Linked DNA regions of Homo sapiens: regions 2 and 3 are each linked to region 1. Evidence: chromatin contacts called from ENCODE Hi-C or POLR2A ChIA-PET data. All regions are on one chromosome and are shown on one strand. The core of a region is the stretch at or near the end of the contact, and the rest is flanking DNA. Distances in the headings are between cores, read along the strand shown.

Region 1 (3,540 bases), core at 1-2,500:
TCCTGCTTGCCATACATTAGGAAGTCACAGAGGAAAACCAGTCCTCCTGTGGAGTGTTATTTAAAAAGCAGGAAATTAGACTGAAGGGGCTCTAGTGCCCTGTGTTCATAAGTAAAAAATGTAAAACCTATCTCGGATTCACTTCTTATAAATTATTTTAGGCAGAAACAAAATTCAGGCTTAACCTGCAATTAACCTCTGATTACATAACCAGGAAATTTCCACCCGAATCATACAAATAAGGTGACTACATAAACTGTAACCAATTCTTGAATTTGGTTTGCCTTCTCACACGCCCTTTTCAAAACCCTTCCCTTTTTGCCTTTCAGGTGGCCCACATATTATGGCTGGGTGCTTTCCATTTCACTAATCACTGCTCAGATAAACTCGTTAACGTTTTAACGTTGACTCCCTTTACTTTGCAAGAGAAGAAGCTGGGCGCGGTGGCTCATGCTTGTAATCTTAGCACTTTGGGAGGCCGCGGCGGTGGGGGGATCACTTGAGTCCAGGGGTTCCAGACCAGCTTCCACCATGGCGAAACCACTTCTCTACTAGAAATACAAAAATCAGCCAGGCGTGGTGGTGCAGGTCTTTAATCCCAGCTTTTCGGGGGGCTTAGGCACGAGAATCGCTTGAACCTGGGAGGCGGAGGTTGCAGTGATCACGCCATTGCACTCCAGCCTCGGCGACAGAGCAAGACTTTGTCTCAAACAAACCAACAAAATGTTTAACAAAAGAGACTGGGAGCCCCACCGGCCACAGCTCCTCCTACGCACACACGAGTCGGGATTCTGCCCTGATGACCCGCCTGGCATCCCTGAACAATCTGGGAAACACTCGGGGCTGCGTGCAGAGCTGCCCAGGGAGCTCCAGATAGGGCGCCGCAGGGACTGGGCGGGACGCGCGGGTCATTGCTGCGGGCCCAGCCACCATCTTGCGGCCAGAGGGACCTGGGACGGAGCTGCGCCAGCAGGGACTCAGGTCGGCAACCCAGGAGCGGTGAGGAGGCCAGTCCCGTCGGTTTCTCAGCCAGCTCTCCCCTCTCGGGATGCTCAACCCCTCACACTCACCCTTTCCCACCTTCTGGAATGTCCTGGCATCTTAGCTGTCTGTGCACGTCCCAGGACCTGCAGATCACAGGGCAACAGCCTGTCACCGGCTGGGGCGAGAGGGGGGCAGAGGTGGAGGACGTTGAATAGCAGAAAGCGATCCCAAGCTCTGGCTGCAGCGAGAGACAAAAGCCCCGCCAAATGCCGGATGCCACGCCCTCCTCTCCAACTGTGCCACTGATTCGATAAAGCACCAGCACTCGCCCAGTACCACTCCCTCCACCCCCAGGAAAACAGGCTAAAGCAGGGAGTGTCAACCATAGGGAATTACAGCCAATTAAGAAGTAAGCTGAGACTTGAAATGAACTTGCTCTTTCCCTTACCTGGGTCTGCTTGTATAATGCATCTTATTTGCTACTTAAGGGTAAGAAAAGAACATTTGGATTATTTTTGTTTGTTTGAGACTGAGTTTTGCTCTTATTGCCCAGGCTTGAGTGCAATGGTGTGATCTTGTTTCACTGCAACCTCTGCCTCCCAGGTTCAAGTGATTCTCCTGCGTCAGCCTCCCGAGTAGCTGGGATTACAGGCGCATGCCACCACACCCAGCTACTTTTTGTATTTTTAGTACAGACGGGGTTTCGCCAAGTTGGGCAGGCTGGTCTCGAACTCCTGACCTCAGGTGATCCTCCCACCCCAGCCTCCCAAAGTGCTGGGATTACAGGCGTGAGCCACCATGCCTGGCCCATTTGAACATATTTTAACAACTTTTTAATGATTTTGATAATGCAGGAAAGACCCTCATCCCATCCCTGAGTACCTCTCTCATCATGCTATACCACGCTGTTGACCACATCGTGGGATGGCCATTAGGAATGGGGCAGGGGTGGGGGAAAGCGGTGGCTGAGAATGGTTAAGCAAAAATTATGTTACCCAAATTTGTTTATTTTAGAAAGACTTCTCAATCATTCTGTGTGAAGTGTGTATTCCAGGGTAATTGTGCCCTGACTGCACTGCATCTCAATCTGACTTCTCTTTTTTAAAATCACTGGATTACTGTCACTAATGGGGTATTTTATTTTCTATTTTATTTCTATTTGAAAATGGCCAACTGTCCTTTGTGGGTGTCCTGATTTGATTTGCTGGGTTAGACCATGGAGGTAAGAGTGAGGAAATATTGGGTCACATCAGAATAACTTATTCTCATTTAGAGAATATATAGGAATTTTTTCTTTTTTGAGATGGAGGTTTGCTTTTGTTGCCCAGAAGGGAGTGCAATCGTGTGATCTTGGCTCACTGCAACCTTCTTCTCCTGGGTTCAAGCGATTCTCCTGCCTCAACCTCCCGAGTAGCTGGGATTACAGGCTCCCACCACCATGCCCTGGGTCTGTCAGGGTTTCATCATATTGGCCAGGCTGGTCTTAAACTCCTGACCTCAGGTGATCCACCTGCCTCGGCCTCCCAAAGTACTGGGAATACAGGCATGAGCCACCGCGCCCAGCCAGGAATTTCTTAATAATATATAACAGTTTTCTCAATACCCATTTTATATGTATATGTATGTGTATATATATATATATATATATATATATATATATATATATATATATTTTTTTTTTTTTTTTTGAGACAGTGTTTCACTTTTGTTACCCAGGCTGGAGTGCAATGGCATGATCTCAGCTCACCTCAACCCCCACCTCCTGGGTTCAAGCGATTGTCCTGCCTCAATCCTCCCAGCCTCCCGAGTAGCTGGGATTATAAGAATGCGCCACCACGCCCGGCTAATTTTGTATTTTTAGTAGAGATAGGGTTTCTCCGTGTTGGTCAGGCTGGTCTTGAACTCCTGACCTCAGGTGATCCGCCCACCTCGGCCTCCCAAAGTGTTGGGATTACAGCCATTTGCCACCGTGCCCGGCCAATACCATTATATTTAACAGTGATAGCTTACAGGGCAGGGAGGGGACACATATGACACAACCTTAGAATTTTAATTTGGTCGTAAGTTTTTTTGTTTTGTTTTGTTTTTGGAGACAAGGTCTCACTCTGGTACCTAGGCTGGAGTACAGTGGCACAACCATAGCTAATAACTTGGTTGTAACAGTTCCTTAAAAAATATTTTTGGCAGAGTTTGATGGCTAACACCTGTAATCCAAACACTTTGGAAGACCATGGTGGAATGATTGCTTAAACCTAGGAGTTCAAGACCAGTCTGGGCAATGTAGTGAGATTCAGTCTCAACAAAAACGTTAAAAATTGGCCTCATGTGGTGTTGCATGCCTGTAGTCCCAGCTACTTGAAAGGCTGAGGTGGAACCATCACTGGAGGTTGAGGCTGCAGTGACCAGTGACCCATCATTCAGCTACTACACTCCAGCCTGGGTGACAGAGTGTATACACACACACACACACACACAGAGACACATACATATATATATACACACATATATATGTACCCTATGTATATAATCAAAATAATATGTATGTTGAAAGAAATT
Region 2 (3,540 bases), core at 763-3,262, 300 kb before region 1:
CAAGTTATTCTCCCATCTCAGCCTCACAAAGTGCTAAGATTACAGGTGTGAACCACCATGTGCTTCTGCAATTTCTTGACAGGATTATTTCCAATAATAAACAGTACTATGTGGGCACAAATCTAAAAAAAAAAAAAACTGTCTTCTTTTGCAGAAGTGTCACTCTCCAGAATTTCAAGGGTCTGTGGCAGTTACTCTAGTAATATAGTTTGATCTATGGAGGTGCCTGAGCTTTGGAGTCAGAATTTATCCTGAGGTTCAGCCCAGCCAATTAGTAGCTTTGGGTCTTTGGACAAGTTTCTTCATGTGAAAGAGTTGTATAAACCACATATGCAAAAAAGGCAGAATGATACTAATTGCAGAAATTGCAGCAATTTTTCATCCCTCCTATATCCTTTGCCACGTGCTTTTTTACAGCCGTTCCCATTGAGATATGGAATCTGTTTTCCAGACCCTAGATACGGCTGACCTTATTTCCTCAGGTCAGTAGAAACCTGTGAACATGACCGTGTGCCAGTTTGGGGCCTAGGCTCAAATGGTCTTGAATGCTTCTGCTTTTCTTTCAGAATGCTGCCCTCTCCATGAACAAAGCACATGTTAGCCAGCTGGAGGATAACATAACATGGTGGGTGGGGAAGAGAAGCAAAGTGCCTCTGTTGACAGAAGCAGAAGCTCACCCCCAGAAGCAGAAGCTTACCCCCAGAAGCACAGCTTCCTAGTCAAGAAGCAGTTGTTGATACATGTCTGAAGGAGCTCAGCTGGGACCAGAAGAATGGCCCCAGTGAGCCCAGCCTAAATGGCTGACCATCTCAATTATTACCTAATAAGTTTTGGATGGTTGGTTATGCTGCAATAGCTAACTAATACATGCACCCAGTGCAGATAGGTGCCATGATTTAATGACAGGTTGATTACTAGTTACCTTCTAACAGTGGGCTCCATAAAGGTACTAATATTTTCCCCTGATTTAAAGTTAGATGTGTTGTAAGATAATGTTGAGTAACGCTGCAATACATGTAGATATGTATGCATGTGATTGGTCCTTAGTCCCCGCACGCACAGGAGAAAACGTAAAACTACATCCTGACACTTAGGGCCAAGGCCAAATAGCAAAATAATTTTGCCTTTAATCTGTTTTCTTCATATCTAACATTGGAGGTCCAGACTGTGGACAGATCTGAAGACATAGAGTTTTCTTCCCCTGTGGCCCCATCATCCTTTGTTCAGTGTCTGATCTCTGGAAGAAAGGTGGTCACCAGATAGTGATCTACCTGTGGTTATTCTGCTTTTTCTTTTCTTTTCTTTTCTTTTCTTTCTTTCTTTCCTTTCTTTCCTTATTTCTTTTCTTTCTCTCTTTTCTTTCTTTCTTTTTCTCTCTCTCTTTCTCTCCTCCTCCCTTCCTCCTTTCCTTCCTTCCTTTCATCTCACTCTGTCACCAGGCTGGAGTTCAGTGGTACGATCTCGGCTCATTGCAACCTCCACCTCCTGGGTTCAAGCGATTCCCCTGCCTTAGCCTCCCGAGTAGCTGGGATTACAGGCGCGCGCCACTACTCCCAGCTACTTTTTTTTTTTTTTTTTTTTGTATTTTTAGTAGAGACGGGGTTTCACTTGTTGGCCAGGCTGGTCTCAAACTCCTGACCTCAGATGATCCACCCGCCTCGGCCCCCCAAAGTGCTGGGATTACAGGCGTGAGCCACCGCGCCCGGTCTATGTTCTTTTGATTTGTGAATATTCATATAGCGTATTATTTATAAATACATATGATCTTACACAAAAGGTTAAAGTCAGTACCCTCTGGGGTGGGCCTGTCTCAGTTCAGGGAGGAAGTCCTGCCCGAAAAGGCTGCAGCCTACGCTGTCACTCTTCATTCAGTCCAGCATCTGATCACATCTGTCACTCAGGGCCTGAGGGGGCGGGGCCTTAAACGTTATCCAATCGGGGACACTGGGCGGGGGGCCGTCCAATCAGGCCCGCAGCTGGAGCAGACAGGGCGGCTTCCGGGATTTGGCGCGGCCTTTGTTTCTCGCTGCCGCCGAAGCTCCAATTTTCGTCTGTCTGCTTTGTGTCCTCTGCACGTAGAAGCCCAGCCTGTGTGGCCCTGCGACCTGCGGGTATTGGGAGATCCACAGCTAAGACGCCAGGGCCCCCTGGAAGCCTAGAAATGGTGAGAGTGCCGGTCCGACATCCCGAGAGAGGGAACGGGGCTGGTTGGAACCGGTGGGAAGCGGCTGTGGCGGGACCCAGGCCTCCCCGCAGTCAGCTTCACAATCTGCGCCCAGAGTTCTTGCCCAGCTCGGCCTCAGTCCCCTTCAGCCATACGATGGCGGCCGCGCTGACAGCCGGGGCCCCGGCGTCCTGTCTCTTCCCTGCACTGTGACTGTGCCCTGCCCTGGAGCCCTCTCTGGGCAGCTCTGCACCCGCAGCGCTGCGTCTCTCCCAGATTATGCAGGAACCAGAGAGGATCGTCAGAGGAGAATCCTGACTCGGGCTGCGGGTTCATGAATGGGAAGAGCTTTGGTCTGTGGCGTTCCCAATTCCTCTTTCCTTCTGTTAAAAATTTATGGGAGTCATCACCAAAATATTAAAGAATTTAATTAAAGAATGATTCTAAAATTGTAGAGCACCCAGTTATGGGGTGTAGCTTGTTATCCATGGGACGGGCTTGAAGGAAAGACTTTCATAAGATGCATGATGCAAAAACCCAAATTCAGTAATCGGTTAGGTACAGTTACATAGTTTCTAAATTTGCACCTTGAGCGTACAAATTTTCTGGTTATGTAATCAGAGCTTAATAGGCAGTTTATAGTTTGTTACGCCTAAATTTTGTTTTCCTTAATGTAGTAATTTACAAAAAAATACATTTGAGTTACATTTTTTTTTAAAGTAGGAATCCAGGCATCGCAGCCACGTACCTCGAATTGCCTGTCACTTAACTATTTTCACACTCCACAGGAGACTGATCTTCTGCATTTTTTTTTCATGTTTCTCAAACGGGGTCTCAAGTCTACCCCTCAACCCCCATTCCTCCAGCCTAACTCTGTCTTGCAGTAAAATACTAAATTTCCAGTTTCTTCTGATTATCCCAAATGCCAACTTTCCCTCTCTAATTCACATTATTATCTGTTTGTCCTTTAGGGTACATTTTTGATACTGTATTTTAATTATTTTTTTACAAACCATTGGGTGGGACATTTAAAAAGATTTGTTTTCTGTTTGTAAATATCGCCCATGAAAATAAACCAAAACTAATTCCCTGACACTGTATTGTAAAAAAATCTCTGTGCCTCTTTTTCTTTTGTCTCCCCTAGGCACAGAGATCTTGTGAAAGTGTTTTGGGGTCAAGTTTGTTTTTTGTTTTTTTTTTTTGTTTTTTTAATTTTTATGGGATGATGTATTCTCAGCCACCCTTTAGTTTTTTCCTGGTCCTGGTTTTCAGTACTGGCTGTGAATAAACCAGGGTACACACCATGGCTATGTCTGCTAGAGTGTTTGATGATTATTAGCTTCTGGGTCATTTTCTCTCACAGGACAACAAGAGGT
Region 3 (3,540 bases), core at 595-3,094, 270 kb after region 1:
GAAAGAAAATAACCCAGTAGATTATATTCACTAGACACTCGAGCAGACATAGCCATGGTAGATATATTGGTTTATTCACAGAAACTACTGAAGCCCAGGACCAGAAAAAACTGAAGGTGGCTGAGGCCACATCACCCATAAAGTTTCCAAAGGGAAACCTTGACCCAAAAATATTCTGATACTATCTCTGTGCCTAGAGAAGATTTTTAAAAATGAGGCGAAAAGATTTTTTACAATACAGTATCAGGGAATTGTTCTTCTTTTTCTTCTCATAAAAAATATTTTCAAACAGAAAACGATTTTTTTAAGTGCCATTCAATGTCAAAAAATGCTTAGTTAAAATACAGTATCTAAAGTGTACAATAAAAGACAAATAGTTGATAATGTGAATTAGAAAGGGGAAGCTGGCATTTGAGAATGTGAGAAGAAACTGGAAATTTAGTATTTTACTGCAAGTCATAGTTAGTCTGGAGGAATGGGATGAGGGGTAGGCTTGAGACCCAGCTTGAGAGAACTGTGAAAAATGCAGGGGAAAATCAGTCTCCTGTGGAGTGTGAAAATAACTAAGTAGCAGGCAATTAGACGGAGGTTACTCTAGTCCCTGGGTTCCTATTTTTTAAAAACTCTAACTCAAATGCATTTTTTTGCAAATTACTGAATTGAGGGAAACAAAAATTTAGGCTTAACCAATCATAAACTGCCAATTAACCTCTGATTACATAACCAGGAAATGTCCACCTTAATTGTACAAGTCAAGTAACTATGAACTGTACCTAACCAATTATTTAATTTGGTTTTCTTCATCATGTACCTTTAAAAGTCTTTCCTTCAAGCTGCTCTCATAAAGTCACAAGCTCCAAACCACAGCTGAATGCTCCACAATTTTTGAATCACTCTTTGATTAAATTCTCCAATATTTTTGTGGTGATCCCCATAATTTATTTATTTATTTAACTTATTTATTTATATATTTTTTAAGACGGAGTTTCGGTCTTGTTAACCAGGCTGGAGTGCAATGGCGTCATCTCGGCTCACTGCAACCGCCACCTCCCGGGTTCAAGCGGTTCTCCTGCCTCAGCCTTCTGAGTATCTGGGATTACAGGCATGTGCCACCACGCCCGGCTAATTTTGTATTTTTAGTAGAAACGGGGTTTCACCATGTTGGTCAGGCTGGTCTTGAACTCCTGACCTCAGGTGATCCACCCACCTCGGTCTCCCAAAGTGCTGGTATTACTGACCTGAGCCACCGCGCCCGGCCCTCCCATAAAATTTTAATAGGAGAAAACAGGAACTGGGAACCCCACGGACCAAAACTCTTCCCATTAATGAACCCGCACCCTGAGTCAGGATTCTCCGGTGACGGCCCTCCTGTGGTCCCTGCACAATCTGAGAGAAATGCGGCGCTGCGGGTACAGAGCTGCCCAGAGAGGGCTACAGGCCAGGGCACAGTCACTAGGCAGAGAAGAGACGGGATGCCCCGGGGCTGGCTGTCAGCGCGCCGCCATCTTATGGCTGCAGGGGACTGAGCCGAGCTGGGGAAGGAGAACTCGGGGTGCAGATTGTGGAGCTGACTGCGGGGAGGCCTGAGTCCCGCCATAGCCATTTCCCACGGGTTCCAACCAGCCCCTTCCCCCTCTCGGGATGTCGCACCCGTAACTCTCACCATTTCTAGGCTTCCAGGGGGTCCTGGAGTCTTAGCTGTGGATCTCTCAATTTCTGCAGGTCACAGGCCCACAGAGGCTGGACCTCTAGGAGCAGAGGACACAGAGCAATGAAAGCGAGACCTGGAGCTCCGGCTGCAGCGAGAGACAAAGGCGCCGCCAAATCCCGGAAGCCATCTTGTCTGCTCCAGCTGCGTGCCTGATTGGACGGTTCCCAGCCCAGCGTGCCTGATTGGACAACGTTTAAGGTCCTGACCCTTCAGGCCCTGAGTGACAGAAGATGTGATCAGACACTGGGCTGAGTGAAGACTGATAGCCTGCGCTGCAGCCTTTTCAGCCGGGGCTTCCTCTTTTAGCTGAGCCAGGCCCATCCCATAGGGTATTTGTATTTAACCTTGTGTATAAGGTCATATACATTTATAAATGATATATGGCTACTCACAAAGAAAAATAATATAATAATAATTATTTTAGAATTTCAGACTTTATGACCTTCCTGGCTTCTGGTCCTTTGAGTAGGCAGCCTGAGAATTTTAAAAAGAGGCAATCCTCAAATAAAATGTGAGCCACATGTGAATTTTAAATTTTCTAGTAGTCAAACTTTAAAAAGAAAAAAACAAGTGGAATTGATTGTAACAATCTAACCCAATATATCCAAAGTACTATCATTTTAGTATGAGAGCAATATGAAATTATTGATGAAATACACATATATATGTATATATGTGTATACACACACACACACACACACACACACACACACACATATATGGAACTAAATCTTTGAAAATAACTCTATTTTACCTAACACATTGCAATTCAGACCAGCCACATTCCAGGCACCCAGTAGCCACACGTGGCCAATAGCTGCCACATTAAAATGCAGCTCTGATGTCAGGGGGGTGAAGAAGAGCCTGAACATCCCTTTTTTGCCAGAGGTGAGGGGACAGCCTCTCTCTACCAACATCTCTCTTCAATTCCAAGGAAAAAACAGTTAGTGACCATAGAAAGAACAGAGGACAGATAGAATAAAATAACCACAGGTCGACCTGTGGTTACCTCTGGTTATTTTATTAACTACTGCTGCCCACCTGTTGCTCACCTTAATTCCAAACATCAGACAGTGAACAAAGAATGATGAAGCCACAAAACAAGAAAACTCTGTATCTTCAGATCTGTCCACAGTCTTAACCTCCAATGTTTAGATATGGAGAAAATAGATTAAAGGCAAACTTATTTTGCTATTTGGCCTTGGCCCTAACGGTCAGCCTGTGGTTATCTGTTTTCTCCTGTGGTGTGGTGAACTGTGTGAGTATAAGCACCAATCACACGCAGACATGTCTACATGTATTTTTGCATTATTCAATATTCTCTTACAAGACATAAGACTTTAAGTCAAGAATAAAGGTAATGTGAGTCTTTTTTCTTGCATTGGCGCTACCCACAGGGTGCATCATGACATATTGCTAAGTTCTGCATTCAGGTTATGTGGCTCTCTTCTTTTACCCAGGCCCAGAATATTTTGCACAATAGAACATATTACTAGGCCCAACATATATAAAATGGGAGGCCCTTGCCTGAGCCTTTTTTACAGAGGGCCTTGTGACATATCTCTGCATCAATCACCTAAGAGATGCAACTGTCCATTTTTCCCTGCACTCTGCCCACAGGAAAAATTGTGACTTATCATTAAGCCTAGGTAGCAGGTGATGTGTCTCTCCTGCCTGGGCCTTGAGCCACAGAAAGCATTGTTACCTATTGCTGGGCTCAGCACCCAGGTGATGTGACTCTGCTGCCTGTGTCCTGCTGTCAGGAGAAGGTTGTAACATATTCCTATTTAGGTGATGTGACACTCCTGTCTGGTCCCTGCCCTCAGAAA

Evidence for each region. A loop is a pair of places that touch in the nucleus more often than their neighbours do. ChIA-PET counts read pairs that join two places held with the same protein, here RNA polymerase II (POLR2A). Pooled maps may share reads with other maps.
Region 2: POLR2A ChIA-PET joins it to region 1 with 11 read pairs in WTC11. The contact joins the promoter of ZNF730 here to the promoter of LINC01224 in region 1. POLR2A ChIA-PET finds 5 or more read pairs at or near these places in 4 of 52 experiments (H1, HepG2 and WTC11).
Region 3: POLR2A ChIA-PET joins it to region 1 with 25 read pairs in WTC11. The contact joins the promoter of ZNF675 here to the promoter of LINC01224 in region 1. A Hi-C loop is called at or near these places in 1 of 50 pooled maps. POLR2A ChIA-PET finds 5 or more read pairs at or near these places in 6 of 52 experiments (H1, OCI-LY7, SK-N-SH and 1 more).

The regions. Positions count from the first base shown.
Region 1 is chr19:23,414,824-23,418,363 of GRCh38, forward strand. It overlaps LINC01224 (long intergenic non-protein coding RNA 1224), which reads right to left and starts at 1,251. Exons shown (of 5, transcript NR_126449.1): 1 at 1,071-1,251. All of the region lies in intron 2 of LOC105372335 (a long non-coding RNA gene), which reads left to right. RefSeq lists enhancers at 218-875, 876-1,531.
Region 2 is chr19:23,115,013-23,118,552 of GRCh38, forward strand. It overlaps ZNF730 (zinc finger protein 730), which reads left to right and starts at 2,013. Exons shown (of 4, transcript NM_001277403.2): 1 at 2,013-2,164. The coding sequence starts at 2,162.
Region 3 is chr19:23,685,368-23,688,907 of GRCh38, forward strand. It overlaps ZNF675 (zinc finger protein 675), which reads right to left and starts at 1,845. Exons shown (of 4, transcript NM_138330.3): 1 at 1,664-1,845. The coding sequence starts at 1,666. RefSeq lists enhancers at 281-1,251, 1,383-1,772, 2,063-2,112.